Regions from separate parts of the Homo sapiens genome. Here region 2 is linked to region 1. The links are chromatin loops, found by intact Hi-C in ENCODE. Cell type or tissue: natural killer cell. All regions are shown on one strand. Links, peaks and the distances in the headings refer to the core of each region. The heading gives the core; the rest is flanking DNA. Region 1 has its middle 100 kb from the start of MAML3. Region 2 holds the start of LOC105377622 (a long non-coding RNA gene).

The links. A loop is a pair of places that touch in the nucleus more often than their neighbours do. Peaks named below come from ENCODE experiments on the same cell type or tissue, not always from the same donor. Only the 100,000 strongest peaks of a DNase experiment are listed, where the experiment ranks them.
Region 2: it touches region 1 in a loop (3-fold over the local background); 12 of 110 quality-filtered maps call a loop at or near these places.

Annotation. Positions count from the first base shown.
Region 1 is chr4:140,249,581-140,258,924 of GRCh38, forward strand. It overlaps a transcript of SCOC not described here. Among named protein-coding and RNA genes, the nearest start is that of MAML3, 100 kb to the left of the region's middle. In natural killer cell, for the core only: CTCF peaks have their summits at 3,788 (motif pointing left) and 3,994; DNase peaks (open chromatin) are centred at 3,501 and 3,771; H3K4me3 peaks cover 551 bases; H3K27me3 peaks cover 563 bases.
Region 2 is chr4:139,599,224-139,608,567 of GRCh38, forward strand. LOC105377622 (a long non-coding RNA gene) reads right to left here and starts at 7,480. Exons shown (of 6, transcript NR_171655.1): 1 at 7,375-7,480; 2 at 7,137-7,233; 3 at 5,546-5,587; 4 at 5,178-5,259; 5 at 3,460-3,534; 6 at 1-2,348. In natural killer cell, for the core only: a CTCF peak has its summit at 4,538 (motif pointing right); a DNase peak (open chromatin) is centred at 4,548.

The DNA.
Region 1 (9,344 bases), core at 2,545-5,044:
TGATGTTTTCTGACAAGCCAACCCCATTACAGGCCGCTATCTAGGGGATCTAAAGTCTACACCAAATAACCAGCCTAGAACTCTAGCAGAATAGTATAAACACCCACTCAGATATCTTAGATTCGTTTACACTTAAAAATATGAGTTAACTATACGCATTGGCAGATATTTCATCAAAGTACAGATTTCAAGTAGCATTTGGTCAGCCGAAGACTATTATCTAGTGATTTATTTTAAATAGCTTTGCTTAAATTAAAAACATGATTCTTTTTTTTTTTTTGACGAGTCTCGCTCTGTTGCCCAGGCTGGCATGCAATGGCACTATCTCAGCTCACTGCGACCTCTGTGTCCCAGGTTCAAGTGATTCTCCTGCCTTAGCCTTCCGATTAGCTGGGATTACAGGCACCCAGCTAATTTTTGTATTTTTAGTAGAGGCAGAGTTTCAATATGTTGGTCAGGCTGGTCTTGAACTCCTGACCTCAGGTGATCCACCTGTCTCAGCCTCCCAAAGTGCTGGGATTACAGGCGTGAGCCTCTGTGCCTGGCCAAAAACATGATTCTTAAGTGTGAGCAATGGTGAAAATTTGTAAGACTTCTATTAGATAGCGGTACACAAGAGTTTGCCACTGCTAGGGTCATGGACTCAGCCTCACGTCTCTATCTACAGGTAACTGGTCCTAGAACTGACCCAGGAAACTTCAGAAAGAAGCAAAGTGACCTGACCACTTTAGCATTCACACCTGATCCATGGAGCAGCCTGGCTCTGTACCCTTCAGGTCATCATAACCTGTCTCCTCCCGTTCACCTGCAGCCTTTTTAGAGGCAGGCTGCTAACACGAAGACAGAGATCTGACACAGCCTCCTCTTCTGTGCTCACACTTCTCCCATGACATGCTGGAACCAGCACATCAGAGCAGACACACTCGTAATAAGACCAAAAAGCAGTGACAGTGCTGACAATTTTACACCTAGGCCAGGTGCCAGAACCGACAGTGGGGAAGAGGTGCAGGGAGGGAGGGGGATACCGTACTCTGAACACTTTTTTGAAAACACAGGTTAGGGTTACTATTAACTTGCTGCTACTAGGAGACTCTGGTTTGAGTTTTGTTGTTGTTGTTTTTTTCCCCTAGATCCTTTGAAGGTGGGGCCTCAGGTGAGGTCAAAAAAAGGTTTTTAGATCCCAGACATATATGGAACTAGCAGAGCTGATCATTTGAGGGGGCAGAACCCTTATTATCAGCCCCACGTTGGCCAATGGAAGCCTGGGACTTTTTTCATGTTGCCATGTTCGTCATCTATACAGCATCTATGCACCTCAAATAGGCTGAAATATTTTTATCTTACAGTTGTTTTGTGAGTCAGGAATTCAGGGATAGCTTAGCTGCATGATTTTGGCCCAGAGTCTCTTTACCAGGCCAAGCTGTTGGCCAGGGCTGCTGTCATCTGAAGGTGTGATTAACATTAGAGGATCCTCTTCCTAGAAGGCTCACTCACACGGCTGGTGAGTTGCTGCTGGCTGATGGTGGAGGCCTCAGTTCCTTGAAACATGGACCACTCCAAGCAACTGCTTGAGTGTTCTCATGACATGGTGCCTGACTTTCCCCAGAATGAATGACGCAAGAGACAGCAATGTGGAAGCCACAATGCCTTTCATGGGCTTGAAAGTCACACTGTCATTCTGCAATATTCACTTGGTCACACAGGTTAGCCCTGCTTCATAGGGGAGGGGAATATACAAGAACATAAATACCAGGAGGCAAGGGTCACTGGAGGTCATCTGGGAGGCTAGCAACCACAGCTGCCTATTGGTCCTGCCACTGCCTCTGGGAATCAGTCTGCCCAATGCCTGAACAGCTATATAAATCCGATGCTCACGGAAATTCTCCAGTATCCTTTTAGAGAAGGGTCCACAGCTCCTGACCTACTTGCCTCAGGTGGGTGCTGGCTCAGTCCCTTGCCCTAGCCACCACACCTCTGGCTGGGCGGCAGTGTGCATGTGGGGACGGCTAGGAAGGAGGCCCTGATGAGCCAGACACACAATCATGGCTTAGAATGCGACTTTAAAGCCAGGCCCACCCCCAGAGACTCTTCGGGCTCTAAAATGGCCAACTAAACCTAAGTAAGTGTCTGAGTTACACCTGTGAGGCTCTGGGGAGAATGCGGCCTCACTGGATTTCTGCTCTTTTCCTGGAGGGAAATAACCTTGCTGACTCAGATGGGAGTAAGAAGCTGTTAGCAGTTGCTGGGTTCACCTTCGATGGAAATCTGGAAATTCCAATGAACCACCATCATTTTCTGCAAGATAATCTAACCTAATTTCAACTGTAAAATTTAAATTTTCAAATGTACTGAAGAGATAGTACATGCCAGGCATTTATACACAGTATTTCCCTTAATCATCACAAAAAACCTGTGTAGTAGGTATCAGGCCCACCATTTTATAGAGGAGTGAACTGAAGCCCCAGAGGTTAAACTCCCAGCTAGCAAATGGGGGAGCCAGGGTCTGCCTCCCAAGCCTGGGTGATAGGGCTCTGTCAGAACTCTCCAAAAGAGAAGGGGCATAAATCACAGGTCTATCCAGGGAGCGGAGGGAGAGGGGGAGTGCCCCACACAGTCACAGCAGCAGGGCAGGAGGAGGATGGGGGCTGGGGGCAGCGGAGGACAGATGGGAGCTCCTGTTAGGAGCCACGTTTCCTCGGCTGGGAACCCCTACTGCTGAGTCTCTGCAACAGCGATGCCAGGTCTGTCTCAAGGGCGGCAAACTGTGCCTCTCCCTCCTCCTGCAAGGAGAGTCGGGTTGTTCATAATGATAGGTACTCTATGCCAGGCTTCCTGCCAAGTTAAGAACCACTTTTTAAAAATCTTCACAACATTCCTAGGAAGTAAGTATTATTCCCCGCATTTGATAGCTGGGGAGGTGCGGAGTTGGGGACTTTAGGAACATCCTCAAGGTCACAGAGCTCCAGGGTGTCCATGCTCACGTTTCAATCCAGGCTTCTGACTTTAGGGCCAGCAGAACTCTTTAACATCATGTTCCACCAGGCAGAGGTTGGGGGGTCAGGCGACCACATGGGCCGTTCATCTTTGCAGGAACTGACAGCGTTAGCCCCGACACAGAGGGCATGGGCCCCGCGGCTCCACCGGGAAGGGGGCTCGCCCGCCGGCCCGGGCACCCCCTGGTGGGGCCTCCCGCTCTCGGGCTCGGGCAGAACCCGCTGCTCAGGGGCCCGCGGTCAGGTCAAGGAATCCTCCTGTGGGCCTCGGCATTCCTCGAGGGGAGGGCGACTCCCGTCGGGCGGGCCTGCGCTCGGGGTGGGTCCGGGCTCCGCGGCCGGGATGGGTGAGCTGGGGAGGGAGGCGCCCAGGCTCGGGCAGGCGTCAGGCGCCGCGGCGCGTGGGGCTGTGCACGCGGTCACCATTTTCCTCCTGCTGGTCTGTGTGTCCCTCCGGCGGGAGCCGAGGCCGGCTAGGCCGCAGCAGCCCCGCGCCCAGGGAGAGAGGAGGAGGGGAAGAGGCCGAGGGCGCCCTGCTCCTGGGTCGCCGAAGCCCCGGAGGCTTTGTGTATTCGGAACCGGATTCACCACCTCCCCCGCCACCCCCGCCTCCCATTCCCGCTTTCTTTTTCCCTGACCGAAGTCCCAGTAGAGTATCCAGCAATTAGCACGCGAGGAGGGGGTGGAAGGCGGCGGCGGCGGCAGGGGTGGGGGCGGCGAGACCCCGGCTCTGGGCTCGGCCCCGCGCTCCGCCTGCGCTGCCTTCGTGCGCCACCTACCGGCTGCTCGGGGCTGCTGCGGCGGCCGCCAGAGCTGTTCCTAGGCGGATCTTGATCTCCGTGGACAATAGACAATGGGATTTTTTTTTTGGAACAATGATTTATTTTTGGGGGTGGGGATAAGGAGGAAGGAGGGAGGGAGGGAGGAAGCAGTAGTGTGTTTGTCATCGCTTTAGAAAAAAAATCTCTGTTCTATCATTGTTTCTGCATATCCATTATATTGAGGACAAAAGAATCCCGTTCTGGAACAACAAAGCCAAGGGAAATGTTTTCTGTGGCTGACATTTAATTGTGTGCACAAGGTGCTACATTATCATGGGGAGAGATTGTAGAAAAGAATAGGGCAAGCCTCGGTTCAAAAGCCTGACTTTTCTGCTTTAAGATGTGAGCTTACATGTGCCCCATTTTAGATTGTCTCATATATCTCCACTCATGTTATACACGACGCACAATTCTCCGTTTCCTTATAGTTTTCCAACCCACCGCAAGCATTCCTTGCGGATTATTTTTGCACCACTTCCAAGGTCTATTCCTTTTACAGTTAACAGGGATCATCATGTTTTGCTTCACAACCTCTCTACATGTTTCTTTTTTAGAAGCTGTTAGGGACCTTGGAGAACACGTAGTCCAACCCTCTCATTTTACAGATGAAAGAGGTAGAATGCCTAGTCCAAAGTCACACAAATAATTAGAGAGGGAGGCAGGACCAGACCTCTTGTTTCCTAATCCCTGGTCCCTACGACCTGCTATTTGATGTCCTAATGCCCAGCACTCCTGGACTTGCTCATTCCATGGCCTCCTTTCTGGCAGGAGAAACCCCCTCACAGCGAGTTGTGTTCCACAAAGATGGGTGCTAATTCAGGCCGAGGGGACAGAAGTACAAGCTTCCTGGCTTGGTAATCCCTTTTACCCCCCTTTCTGCCCCACCACCTCTGTAGCGTGAAGAAGGGGAACAGTGTGGGTGTCATCTTAATTTATTCATTTCATTATTTTGCTGTGATAAGTTAATATGTAAAACCTATTGCAGTTGTCCCCAACTCTCCAGAAAACATTCTCCCCTGGGATGCAGGGACTGAGCGCCACCTCTGATACTGGGCTAAACCAGAAGCATAACAAGAAATGTGTTCCATCTTTGGAAATTGTACTCAGTGGTCTCTTGGCAAAGGTGGTTTGCCCTTGGGAACTTAAATGATATGGATTTCTTTCTAAGGCTCATGAAAAATCCTTGGGAAGAGGCAGATAGCTGATCATGCTGTAGAACAGAGACATTTTTCTTATGCCACCTTCCAAAACACTACAACAGACGGCGCTCCCCTTTAAACTATTACTGTGTCACACTGAGACAGAAGAATTTTCAAGTTTTAAATGAGAAGCTCAGTAAACATCTTTGCACATCCAAAATGAGTCAACCCATCATAACAGCCTGCTTGTTTTAAAAGTTGTTCAGTCTGTTTAAAGCAAATAGACCAATCTCACAGTCTGCAGACAACCAGACAACAAGCAGAGAAAATTTCAAAACAAAAGGCCAGAGCATTCCCTAACTCTCTTTAAACTGTCTTCTAAAAGCATAGAAAAGAAGAAAACACACTTGGGTTGTAAACAATTTCTAAAGCTTTCTGCTGGGTTTTGGCACTCTAAGAGAACTGGTTTATACAGGGGCCATGTGACAGGGGCCTGTTAACAGGGAGCTTAGATCTCTAAACCTCCTAGTTTTCCTTTGTTTGTTCCTTTTTTTTTTTTTTTCCTACAGGGTACTGATTCATCCTGTCTCCACAGAAGGATCCACAGTTCAATGATATTCTAATATGGCAACCACACACTTACAAACACCTTGCCTCAAGGATTTTGTGAGAATCAAATGTGATCAAATGAGATAATGTAGGTGAAAGTACTTTAAAAAGCCTAAGGTACTCTTCAGATGTGAGGTCTTACTCCCTTGTATTTGAGCGTTTGAAGGCATTGAAATCATTAATTGGAGCACTGCTGTAACTGTGCTGTAGAGCTGTGATTTGGCCTTTTTTTTTTTTTTTTTTGACAGGGTCTCACTGTGTTGCCCAGGCTGAAATGCAGTGGCACAATCTCAGCTCACTGCAACCTTCACCTCCCAGGCTCAAGCGATCCTCCCACTTGAGTCTCCCAAGTATGGCCCGTTTTTCAGATAGGAACTTAGGGTTACACTTCAAGGGTAAAGCTTAACGTAGATTAGAGCATATTCAAATCTCATCTTAAAGAATATCCTCACATCATGTTGGAATCTGGTAAATGCTAAAATACTGGTGACTCATTGCTTCCCCAATGTCCTTATTTGGTAGCATGCAAATAAAAATGATCATTTTCAGATTTAGATTTTCTCAAACCGTGGTGCGAGCAGCTATTTTTACTTTTGCTTCAGTCACCATTCTCTGTAGTAGAAAGTGTATTTAGAGTTGTAAAAACTGTTTTTCCATTTGCAGCCTAAATTTAAATATAGGATACAGCCACCAAAGTACTCTCCTGGTCAGATACAGGAGTCACGATAGTGAAATCCAGGACTTCTGACATGTAGTCCTCATTTCCATCCATTTAAGGACTCCATATCGCTAACTTCACAAGTGCTTCATGAGACCATTTCCATAGCACTTCCCCTTAGGACACCTCAATTGACTTGCAGATGTTCTATTGCTAATTCTCTTAACAGTTGTATTTGAGAGTGGTGGGTCCATTGGAAAGATATCTGACTTGCAGAAAGTGAAACCTCACCCAGTCATCTGCCTTCTCTCTTACAGGCCATGGGACATATACCCTGTACTTGGCTCCACAAGAAATGACTGATGTCACCAAAACATGAGCAAATCTTAGAACCCTAATTTCCCAATAGTTGTTGTCCTGTCCCACCAAAACCAAAAGTTGGGCATGGTGGCTCACACCTGTAATCTTAGAGTGTGGGAAGGCCAAGGCAAGAGTATCACTTGAGGCCAGGAGTTTGAGACCAGCCTGGGCAAAATAATGAGACCCCCATTTCTACAAATAAGTAAATTAATTAAAAGCCCAAGCCTGCTATCACATTTCTCCAGGGGTCAGAGCTGGAGTTTACCTCCTGCTCAAGACACTGGCTGCTGGGTCAGAGGAGATTCGGACACATCACCTGGTTTAACCCCAGGACTCTATGTGACCTTCATCCCAGCCCTGACTCAGCAGCCTGCCCTGTGACTAACTTCCTGTGACTGGGCTTTCAGATGTTGATGTTGATGATGTCCCTGCCAGGATAACCGGTCCAGATTGGCCAGCTGTGAGAATAATTCAAGTGGGTTTCAGGTAAATCACTTTCTGATCACCAATCTCTTTCTCTTTGATAAAATATCCTGTGTCTCTTGGGGCCAGGTTGGTGGCACTAACTCACTGGATGCTTATGTTTATGAGGCTTTTAGGGGTAGTTAGATGAACCTTGCCAGTTCTCCTGTCCTGGCTGCCCTCTCTTGTTTCAGATTTTGTGATGGACTGGAACACTTAGACCCAGAATCTGACACCAAAGCCTGATGAAACATGGGGCAGTGCCTGGCCACCGAACCTGCCCCCAGAGCAGGTGGCTAGAGGCAGGAAATAAAGAGGATGCTGGTAGGTGTTGCACCTTAGGCAACAGAGTGTGCTCTCTCTGCCTAAAGCCACCTGCCCTATACCCATCCCAGATGGGGGCTTGGTCAGTGGGGCCTCCTCCACCTCCCCTCCCCAGACTCTACCATCTTTACTGGGGACTTTGGCCCCAGTAAATTCTTGCAACATATGAAATGCCCAGTGGAAATGCAAAATAATCACGTCATCTTTCACACATTTATGGTATGTTGGCAATGTTTCTAATAGCCACTAAGGGACAAGAGTTTATCTTTCTATCTTACATCTCATAAATCTCTTCCTTTTTTTCATCCCTAGTGTAAATTGTGCTTAGACCAATAACACATTTAAAATTATAGAGCTTTTCATCACTACGGAGATGCTCTTGCCTATGATAGGAACGATGGCTACATCTGAAGCTGAGCAAATTTATCTTTTCTCTTCGTCTGCATCAGGGTGACCTCTGGAAGGTAAGTGAAAGATTTTCACTTAGCTGGGCACAGGCTTTGTTCAAGGCATCTGCTTGTAAGAGCCAGTATTTAAGGGGGAGGTTTGGGCCTAGGGGAGAGCCTGGCAATCTGTGTCTCTGTTCTTCTTCAGAGTTTCTTTTTCAGACTCCAAACTGAGGGCGAGTCATCTGAGCTCTCTCACGGCGGTGAGGAGCCTGGGTTGTGTAAATATAGGTCAGTTATTTAACCTGTCTCTGCCTCAGTCTTCTTTGGGGATAATAATAGCTCTCATAAGTTCATTGTGAAGATTGAAAGCATAGAATGTGTGAAGAGCTCAGCACAGTGCCTAGTGCATAATAAGCACTTTTAAGTGCCAGCCAGCATCATGATCATGACTGTTTCTATCCTCCCGTTTCCATGTGGCAGCCTTTTGCTTTGCCAGGTCCCTAGAACTGCTGGAGGAATCCATACACCAGAGATGTCGCTGCACTTCTGGCTACAGTGCCATGACTCTTCATATCAGTCTCTGCCTCTTGGGCAAGGAACAAGCACAGGCGGAATTGGTGACAAGCTGGCAGAAACTCCAATCCCAGGCATGAGTGGGGTCCTCAGACAGTTCTTGCCTCTTCTTTCCACTGCTGACTGCTGTTCCTCACATAGGTCGTCCGGCTGCTCCCACTCTCAGCCTGCCACACCTGCACAGCATAGTGGACTGTTGCCAGAGCAGTCTGCGGAGGTGCTCTTTCCACCCTCCGCCAAGCACTTGAGCTCCATTGAGTCTTTCTGCCCACACAGCTCTAGAGGGCCCAGACCCAGGGTGGAAATAACCCCCATTTTCTGGCTGTGATGAGATGTTTATTAGGTAGTTATTTCTCCCCAGATTTTACCCATATCAAATTGGAGAATTCATCTTGTCCCCTTTTCCAGAAGTACAACCTCATCTACCATTTTCTGCAGTGTTCCTTGGTTCTCCTTGAGGCCAGCTTCTGTTTCCAAATGTATAGGAGACATCTCTATTCCTATCTCCGTCAAACACTGGATTTTTTTGATTAAGGGTTACCCTAAGACATTTTCTACCCTCCTCCAGATAAGACACACTCCATGTAATTAGGCCGTCCTTAACCAAAGCACTTGCCCTTCTCTCTGGGATGGGAGGTGAATGCCATGCCAATCTCTCTCTCCTCTGACCTCACCACTTAAAGTTCCTTATTTACCAGAGATTCATTCATTGTAGAAGCTGAAGAAGCGCTTTAGATTGTGTCTGAGTTGGAGCACAGTGAATCTTCCTCCAGGGCTTCAGGGTCTGCTTTCTCTTCTCTTTCTGAGTTGTTGAGTAAGCCCCAAGAATAGCTTGCATTTTCTTCCCTTAGGAACCAAATCCAGTGTAGAAACTATAGTTCCATTTTTTGAAATGATGGCGTATCATATGTGCTGACATTTCTTCCTTATCATGGTTCTCCCACCATGTATCTATCTATCAATTGATCTATCATCCATGAATGGCTTCTTGCTGGCTACACACTTACCTCTGAGCC
Region 2 (9,344 bases), core at 3,191-5,690, 650 kb before region 1:
TTGCAGTCCTACTAGTCTTCCTGATCCTGCCCTTGACACCCCCGCCTCCAACCCCTGGTGATCCTTTTAACATGGAAGTTGGATCATATCATTCCTCTAGTTACTGTCTCAGAGTATGAGTCAAACTCTTACAAATAATGGGGCCAGGCAGGGTGGCTCACGCCTGTAATCCCAGCACTTTTGAAGGCTGAGGTGGGCAGATCACTTGAGGTTAGGAGTTTGAGACCAGCCTGGCCAACATGGTGAAACGCTGTCTCTACTACTACTACTAATAATAATAATAAAACCTAGCTGGGCATGGTGGTGGGTGCCTGTAGTCCCAGTTACTCGGGAGGTATAGCAGAAGAATCACTGGAACCCAGGAGGCAGAAGTTGCAGTGAGCCGAGATTGTGCCACTGCACTCCAGCCTAGGTGACAGAGCGAGACTCCGTCTCAACCTTCATGATCTGGGCTGCTTCTGTGATGTTTCTAACCTCTTCTTAGACTGTCTCTCTGCTGCTGCTTACCTTTTCAGCCACAATGGCCCCTTTGCTTTTCCTTAAACACCCCATTCATGTTTCTGCCTCAGGGCCTTTGCACTGACTTTTTATTTTGTCTGAAACACTCTTCCTGCAGATACCTAAATAGCTAACTCCCTAATCTCATTCAAGTCTTACTCAAATACCATCCTCTCAGTGAGGTCTCCCCTGACCACCTTATTTAAAAATACAACCCTGAAACACTCTTCTTCTTCCTCCTTCTTTGCTTTATTTTTCTCCATAGCTCTTATTGCCATATAAATACCATATATCTTACTTGCTTATTTACTTATTGTTTTTCTCCACCTGCTAGAAGGTGAGATCCCTGTGACTAGGGAACTGGGGAGATCTTTTTCTGTTCACTGCTGTAACTCCAGCCTCTAGAACAATGCTTGGCATGTAGTACGTACTCAACTCAGTAAATATTTGTTTAATGAATAATTGAAGGTCAGACAGCCTCAATGCATGGTCTACAGAAATAAATGCAATAAGATGACGCATCCTATCTGCTGTCTCATGCTCCCTCTCATCTTCTGGAGACAAAGAAGAGGGAGAGATACGTGTGCCATCAGAAGCTGCACTTTAAAAAATTAATTAACAATTGTGGAAAAGTATACATAACATTAAATTTACCATCCTAACTTTTTTTTTTTTTTTTTTTTTGGAGACAGAGTCTATCTCTGTTGCCCAGGCTGGAGTGCAGTGACGTGATCTCGGCTCACTGTAACCTCTGCCTCCTGGGTTCAAGCGATTCTCGTGCCTCAGCCTCCTGTGTAGCTGGGATTACAGGCATGCGCCACCATGCGTGGCTAATTTTTTTGTATTTTTAGTAGAGATGGGTTTCACCATGTTGGCCAGGCTGGTCTTGAACTCCTGACATCAAGTGATCTGCCCACCTTGGCCTCCCAAAGTGTTGGGATTATAGGTGTGAGCCACCGCGCCTGGCCCATACTAACCATTTTTCAGTCTGCAACTCAGTAGTAAGTACATTCACATTGTTCAACTAATCTCCAGAACTTTTTCATCTAGCAAAACTGAAATACATCCATTACACACTAACTCCATTCCCTTTTTCCCCTAGCCCTTGGCAACCACCCTCCCTTCTACTTTCAGTTTCTATAAATGTGACTAGTCTAAGTACCGCATATAAATGGAATCATACAATATTTGTTGTTTTGTGACTGGCTTATTTCACTTAGCATCATGCCTTCAATGTTCATCCACGTAGCATGTATCAGAATTTCCTTCCTTTTTAAGTTGAAAGCTGTACTTTTGAGTGACACCTATTATTCCACCTGGGCTTCCCTGGAGTGATCCAGTTCCCTCATTACTTTCATGGCTGGTCCAGCACAGCACAGGTGACTAAACTTGACTTCAGGGGGAAGCAATGAGGTTGAAAACTTCGTGTCATGGGGTGTCCCACGAGCTCTGTTTCCTGTGGTGTCAGTTGGCTTTGCTGGCCATAATGAACTCGGGCCCGCTGCTTGGGCGTGCAGAGGGGACCTTGCAGGCTTCTAGGTTAGAGCAAACCTTTTCCCTGCCACACAGCCTTTCCGGTACCCACACAGTCTTTGGCATGATCTTTTGAAGGAGATTTGCCCCCGTTTCAGTGGGTGCAAGTCAACTCATCATTCCACGAGATGATTTTGATAAGCCTTGAGAATTCACTCCAATGTCAAGCAGTCTGTCAGACCAGAATTAAAGTCCTTTCATAATGAATCTGTCTCCAGGAGAAGTGATTGTTCTGGCTTAGGCAGAAGGAGAGAAATGGGGCAAAGAAGAGTAATTCTCATTGCTGATAGTCAGGTCCAGGGAAGGCTGTTTAGTAACTGAGGGAGAAGGATTATATATATATATAAACATTTTTTTGAGACACAGCCTCGCTCTGTCTCCCGGGCTGGAGTGCAGTGGCACAGTCTCAGCTCAAATCATTGCAACCTCTGCCTCCCAGGCTCAAGCGATTCTCATGCTTCAGCCTCTCGAGTAGTAGCTGGGATCACAGGCGTGTGCCACTATGCCCGGCTAATTTTTGTATTTTTAGTAGAGACGGAGTTTCACCATGTTGGCCAGGCTGGTCTGGAACTCCCGACCTCAGGTGATCAGCCCGCCTCGGCCTCTCAGAGTGCTAGGATTACAGGCATAAGCCACCACGCCAGCCCATATACATATTTATATATAATTTACATAAACATATATGCATATAAAAATTATATATTATATATAAATGTGATATATTGTATATAAGTTATATATGTATGCATTTATAATAAAATTTATAAATATATACATTTTAAGTATATATAAATGCATATATTTATAAATATATATGTATATAAGTATATATAAATACATGTATGTATATAAGTATATATAAATACATGTATATATATAAGTATATATAAATACATATATGCTTATGAATATATACATATAATAATTATATAACATAAATATGTACATATAATTATTATATGTATATATTTATCTATTATATGATATATTTTATATATCATATATTACATGTATGTATATGTTTATATATTTATTATATATGTACATATTATGTATATATAATTTTATATGTACTATATCTATATTTCTATGTGCCAGACACTATTCGAGGGTCTTTACAACACTGAGTCACTCAATTCTCACAGCAACTTTAAAAGATAGCTACTGTCTTTACCACCATTTTACAAATAAGGAATATGAGGTGCAGGGGCTTAAGTGACTTTCCTAAGGGCACGGAACTAGCAAATAGCAATGTTTGCTTTCAAACCTAGGCAGTCTAACTCTAGAAGCTATACTCAACTATTATACTCTATTCCCTCCCAAGTCTTTAAAATAATCACCTCACGTTCCCGCCCCATTCCAATATCTTTATTTCCTTAACCCATTTCTCTCTAGAAAAAATTTTAAAAGAAATCTGTAATATCTCACCAGCTGAAGATTCACCATGCACGCAGTTGCATTTTCCAGAAGCAGTTGCATCGTGAGGCCTGCATAACTCTGCCTCTTTGTAAGAAGCAGATTGGGGACATCAGTGTCTTGTGGGTAGGTACAGATATATAAATAGGAAAGTGAAACTCAGAATATACAAACAAAATAAGAGGGTGGTTGTTTACATTATATAAGGGATTCTTCAGTTTAGTAAGGAAACCAATGTTGAATTCCTGGAAATAGCAGCTTATTTATTTGACTAAGTGGTTGGGGTCAGAAAACCCTCAAACTGAAATATTTACAAACCCATTTGTCCCTTTGAAGCTCAAAGAAATTATGATAAATTATTGCTAAGAGGATTATGTTGTCCGTGAGGAAAGAAAATTGTGTTTACTGCCTCCTCTCAAATCGTCTTGAAATGACACATTGAGAAACACATCTTTGGTGTGAAGCCGAGCACACTTGTGCGTGCAGTTGCCATGTGGAACAGTCTGGATCACAACTCACTCACTCAGAATTAAAATCAGAAGACTGTGGAGCTGTCAGCATTTGCACGAGCTCAGGAGATAAAGCAAGTCTGTTTACGGACAGGCAGCCAGACCCATAACTTCTCATTTACAAACAGCACACACACAATCTTCTAACAACTTGCTTTTCAATCACAATAAAGGTTTAAAGGCATTGGAAAGCACTGTAAGCCTCCAGTGATTATAAGCAGCCACTTAATACAATGTTGGTTTTCAAAATAGTAATTAAATTTCATATTAAAAACATAGCTATTTGAGGAGAAAAGTATGGTAGCAAACGTAACCTGAAACGTTGTGTTTCATCAGAAAATCTTCATATTCAAAAGGAAACACTTGAATGGGCATCTGTAAGGTCTTTGGAGGTTATGTGCTTTATGAAACTTTTACAGACTGGTTAATCACACAATTCTAGCAGATTTCTTGTAACTGCACAGACAAAATTCAATTTCTCCATAATGAGAAAATTCTATACAGCAACAGGTAACTAGATTTGTGTCAGTTTTGACAGATGTAGAACAAGAGACCAAGAGACAAGTAATTTCTGTCACCAGAGGGCACCAAAGCTCAAGTTGCTAGGAAAACTGAAAACCACAGGGTCACAGTATCAGGGACTAGAAAACTCCCTGAAAGGTCATTCCTGTGGTCTGCAGACAAGACCTCACCTAATTATTTCAAAGGACTGAGAATGTCTCCTACAGGAAAGAACTTCCCTAGCTTGTTTTCATAGGCTAGTTGGTTATTTACTCTCCCAGCCAAGAGCTTCTCAATATCAGCTCATGAATTCATCCATCTCACATATATTTATTGAGCACCTACTATGTACCAAGCCCTGGGGAAGAAGTGGTGTGCAAGAAAGGCAAAGTCCCTGTCCTCATGACTTTAAAGTCTAGAGGTCGAGATTGACTTTAAACATCGAGTGTGGTGGGGATTATGGAAAGTACAGTACTGGGACCTTGGGAGCAGCTGGCAGGGGACCTAATCTTATCCATGAGGTCATGGAAGTATGTTGGCCTCCTGTGGCTTCTGTAACAAATTATCACAAACTGGAGGGCTAAAAACAACAAAAAGTTACTCTTTCACAGTTCTGGATGCCAGAAGTCTGAAGTAAGGTGTTGCACTCCCCTGGAAGGCCCTAGGAGAGAATCAGGTCCTTCCTTCTCCCTTATTGGGGGCAGCTCCAAGCATTCTCACCTTGCGGCTGCATCATGTCAATCTCTGCCTCTGTGGTCACATCACTGCCTCCTTTTCTCTGTGTGTCTCCTCCTCCGTGTGTCTACATGATAAGGATACATGGGATTGTATCTAGGACTTGTTGTGGACTGAATCGTGCCCCCCTCAAATCAAATCTGTTGAAGCCCTAACCCCTAGTGTGACTGTAGTTGGAGACAGGGCCTTAAAAGAGGTAAATGTGGTCAAAAGGGTGAGGCCTTAATCCAATAGGACTGGTGCCCTTATAAGAAGAGGAAGACACCAGAGACCTCCCTCTCCCCCTGCACAAGCACTGAGGAAAGACCATGTGAGGACACAGAGAAAAGGCAAGCCAGGAAGCAGGGCCTCACCTGAAACCAGTCCCGGCAACTCCCTGATGTTGGACCTCCAGACTGCAGAAACAAGAGGAAAAGCATTTCTGTTGTTTAAGCCACACTATCTGTGGTATTTTTTACAGCAGCTCGAGCAGACTGAGACAGGGCCCACCCAGACACTCCAGGAAAAGCTTTTCCTCTCAAGATCTTTAGTTTAATCACGTCTTTTACCATATCAGATGATAGTCACAGGTTCCAGGGATTAGGATGTGGAATAGCATTTTTGTTGTTGTTTTTTTTGTTTTTTGAGATAGAGTCTCACTCTGTCACCCAGGCTGGAGTGCAGTGGCTCGATCTCAGATCACTGCAACCTCCATCTCCCAGGTTCAAGCAATTCTCCTGCCTCAGCCTCCCGAGTAGCTGGGACTACAGGCACCCACTACCATGCCTGGCTAATTTTTGTATTTTAGTAGAGATAGGGTTTCACCATGTTGGCCAGGCTGGTCTCAAACTCTTGACATCAAGTGATCCACCCACTTCAGCCTCCCAAAGTGCTAGGATTACAGGTGTGAGCCACCCGGCCCGGATGTGGAATAGCTTTTGTGGAGGGGAGGAGTAAAAGGGCATCATTCCACCCAATACAGAGGGCTTCACGTGGAAGTGACATTTAAACTGAGATTTGAAGCCTGAGTAAGGGTTAGCCTAGTTGGGAAAGGAGAGGAGTACTGGAGGACTGCCCAGAGAGAGCGGGAAGCGCAACGAGGCCCTGGAGTGAGGTGTGGAGTGCAGCAGAGAGTGCAGAGGAGTGAGGCCGGTGCTTGGGTAAGGGGGCCAAATTGTGCAGAGCCCCAGGAGTCTTCTGAGCCCTCTTTGGGAGGCTGCCTTTTCCCTTAGGGGCCATGAGAAGTCTTAGAGGGTTTCAGATGAAGGGGAGGGAATGCAGGACACAATTGGATTAACATTTTATAGATTCAAAGCTGTGTGCAAGAGCCAGGCAGGAACCAGGGAGACCAGTTAGGAGGGTTTTGCTATACTAAAGCAAGGGCTGGTGGGGATTAGAAATAGCTAGCTAGATATCTAGAGCGGAGAACTGAAGACTTGATGATTGATTGGATCTGAGGAGTCAAGAGAGGGAGGCTTTAGGAGTAACTCCTAACTTCGTGGCTTGAGCAACAGGGTAAACAATGGCGTTATTACTAGGAGCAAGGGAACCTGCAGGGTGACTTGGGAGAAAGGAAGGGCTAAGGATGATTTTGTTGGAGACAGGATGAGTTGAGCGGTTTGAAGGAGCTGGCTCCAAGAACCGGTGTCCAGTGGTTAGTTAGCTACATGGAGCTCTGGAGAAAAGCCTACCCTAGGGAAAAAGGACTGAAGGTTGTCACACATCAGATTGTAAATGAAGCCTCGAGAGGAAACAAATGCAGCCAGTGAGAGCTGGAAGAGCGAGAAGAGAAAAGAACGCAGGACACAGCCCTAAGAAAAAACACGAAACACATTATTCCAGGGTGGAGGCGTCTAGGAGGGAGACTGAATATGAGACCTAGAGAGCACTTGGATTACAGAAAGGAAGAGAACAGGGAGTAGTCTGTAGCAACAAATGTTGCCTGGAGGTAAAACAGATACAAACCCAAGAGTGTTCACTGCATTGAGCTTTATCTGGGTCAGCGTGTGATTCTGGGTGCAGTGGAGAGATGAAGACCCAGCTGCCGTGGGACTTGGGAGGGCTGCAGAGGGAGAGAAGAGACGACTGTCCATGGAGAGGAAAAAGACAGTTTAGGATTTGGAGGGGGGTTTGACAAGGGGCTTTGATTTTACTTTCAAGATTGGGAAAAAACAAATGTGTTTAAATGCTCCCTAGTTCCTACCTTTCTGTAGAGAAACGTAGAGACTGAACATAATACGAGGAGCTAGTCTCCCCCTGAGCAGGGAGTTGAGGAGCGGTCCAGCGTCCAGGAGCTAGGACGGATGAGTGACTTCCTCTGTCGTAACGGAAGGGAAGGAAGAAGGCGGAAGCAGTGTAGAGATATGACGGCACGTGTTCCACTTCTTCTCTTCTGGGAGTATCTGTTTTCTTCTGATGGGGTGGGGTGATCTGCTGAGAGGGTGAGGTGGGGCTGACAGAATTGAAGGGTGGAGATTTGAAGCAGGAGATCAGGAGAGTTGACTCAAGAAACAAGGTGGGGCTGCAGGGGTCAAGGAGATGGTGTCTGGGAAGTAACTGAGTCGCCTGGTTGGAAGGGTAAGAAGTTTCAGTTTTCTGATTTCAGAAGAGGAGCGGATCTGGGACGACAAGATCAAGGTGTGTCCATTGGATGCCCCCCTTTTCTTTTTTTTTTTTTTTTCATTTTTCTTGCTGAACTCCCCTAGCTGGAACCTACAGTACCACGTTGAATAGAAGTGGCAAGAAGGGGGTAGTGCAGGCAGCAGGACAGGGTAGTGTGATGTGGTAAACGGCAGCAGGGATTAACTGAGTGAGTCAGCACTATTTCTTTTTAAGCTATAAAAACAATAGTATTCCCAGAGGCTCCATTCAGCAGATTTGTACTTTTAACTCATTGGCGGCTGAAGGGGAGAAGAAAAGCAAAGAAGTGAGGAACTCAGGTGTGATGGGTCCTTGAGGTAGGCTTCAGGTCACCTAAGATGCTGATGGTACTTGAGGAGGACAGAGTTCAAAGCCGGAGCCCAAATCCTCACTGAAAGACAGGAGCCTGGATGGAGCAGTTTACAGGCGAGTGGAGAAGTCCTGGTCCCAGGAGGCTGGGATGAATACAGGAATGTGCCCCTTGGCTGACCGTGGTCTGCAAACCAGTCTAAGAATGGGCTGTTTCTTTCTTTCTTTCTTCTTTTTTTTTTTTAATCGTGATAAAACCTAATTAACCAGATGCTTTAGCATGAAAAATTACCAAGAATGATCTACTGAGTGATCTAATCAATTGCGCAATTAATGAATGCAACTGCAACAAGAAAAAAAAATCTTCAAGACAATCAATATGGTTGTTTTCATAAAGACATTCCCTGAATAAATGTCAGTGACTTCACTTTAAGGCCAAATGCAGTTTTAGATTATAAAATGGTCCTCATTATCCATTCCTTGATTCCCTTTTCTAAGCATGTATAATCCAGACTTGACTAAATCTCTACTTTAAATGCCACAGTTAAGCCTCATACTTCATCTGTGTTTTAGTGGAAATGGAGCAGAACTGACCACTATACTCTTCATAATAGGTTGTTAAATCCTTATTGAAGACCATTATTAATTTCACATAGCCTGACTTCTTTTTTCCAAGCCATATCCTGCTCCTATTATCTCTTTCACAGAGTATCTATTGCTCTATCCCTTAATAATTTTATATGTAAGCCAAAAAGTCTCCTTATTAAGAAACAACAAATTTGGGCCAGGCATGGTGGCTCATGCCTATAATCCCAGCACTTTGGGAGGCCAAGGCAGGTGGATCATGAGGTCAGGAGATTGAGGCCATCCTGGCTAACATGGTGAAACCCCATCTCTATGAAAAATACAAAAATTAGCCGGGCATGGTGGCATGTACCTGTAATCCCAGCTACTTGGGAGGCTGAGGCAGGAGAATCGTTTGAACCCGGGAGGTAGAGGTTGCAGTGAGCTGAGATCGCGCCACTGCACTCCAGCCTGGGCAACAAAAGCAGGACTCCGTCTAAAAAAAAAAAAAGTAAAAAGAAACAACAGATTTGATAGAACCATGTATTTACTGAGAGCATCTCAAGACAGTTCAGTACTTTAACACTGGAGTATTATGTCTAGGAAAATTTCTACTGGAACAAGGAATTATTATTAATTATTATTATTATTTACAGATAT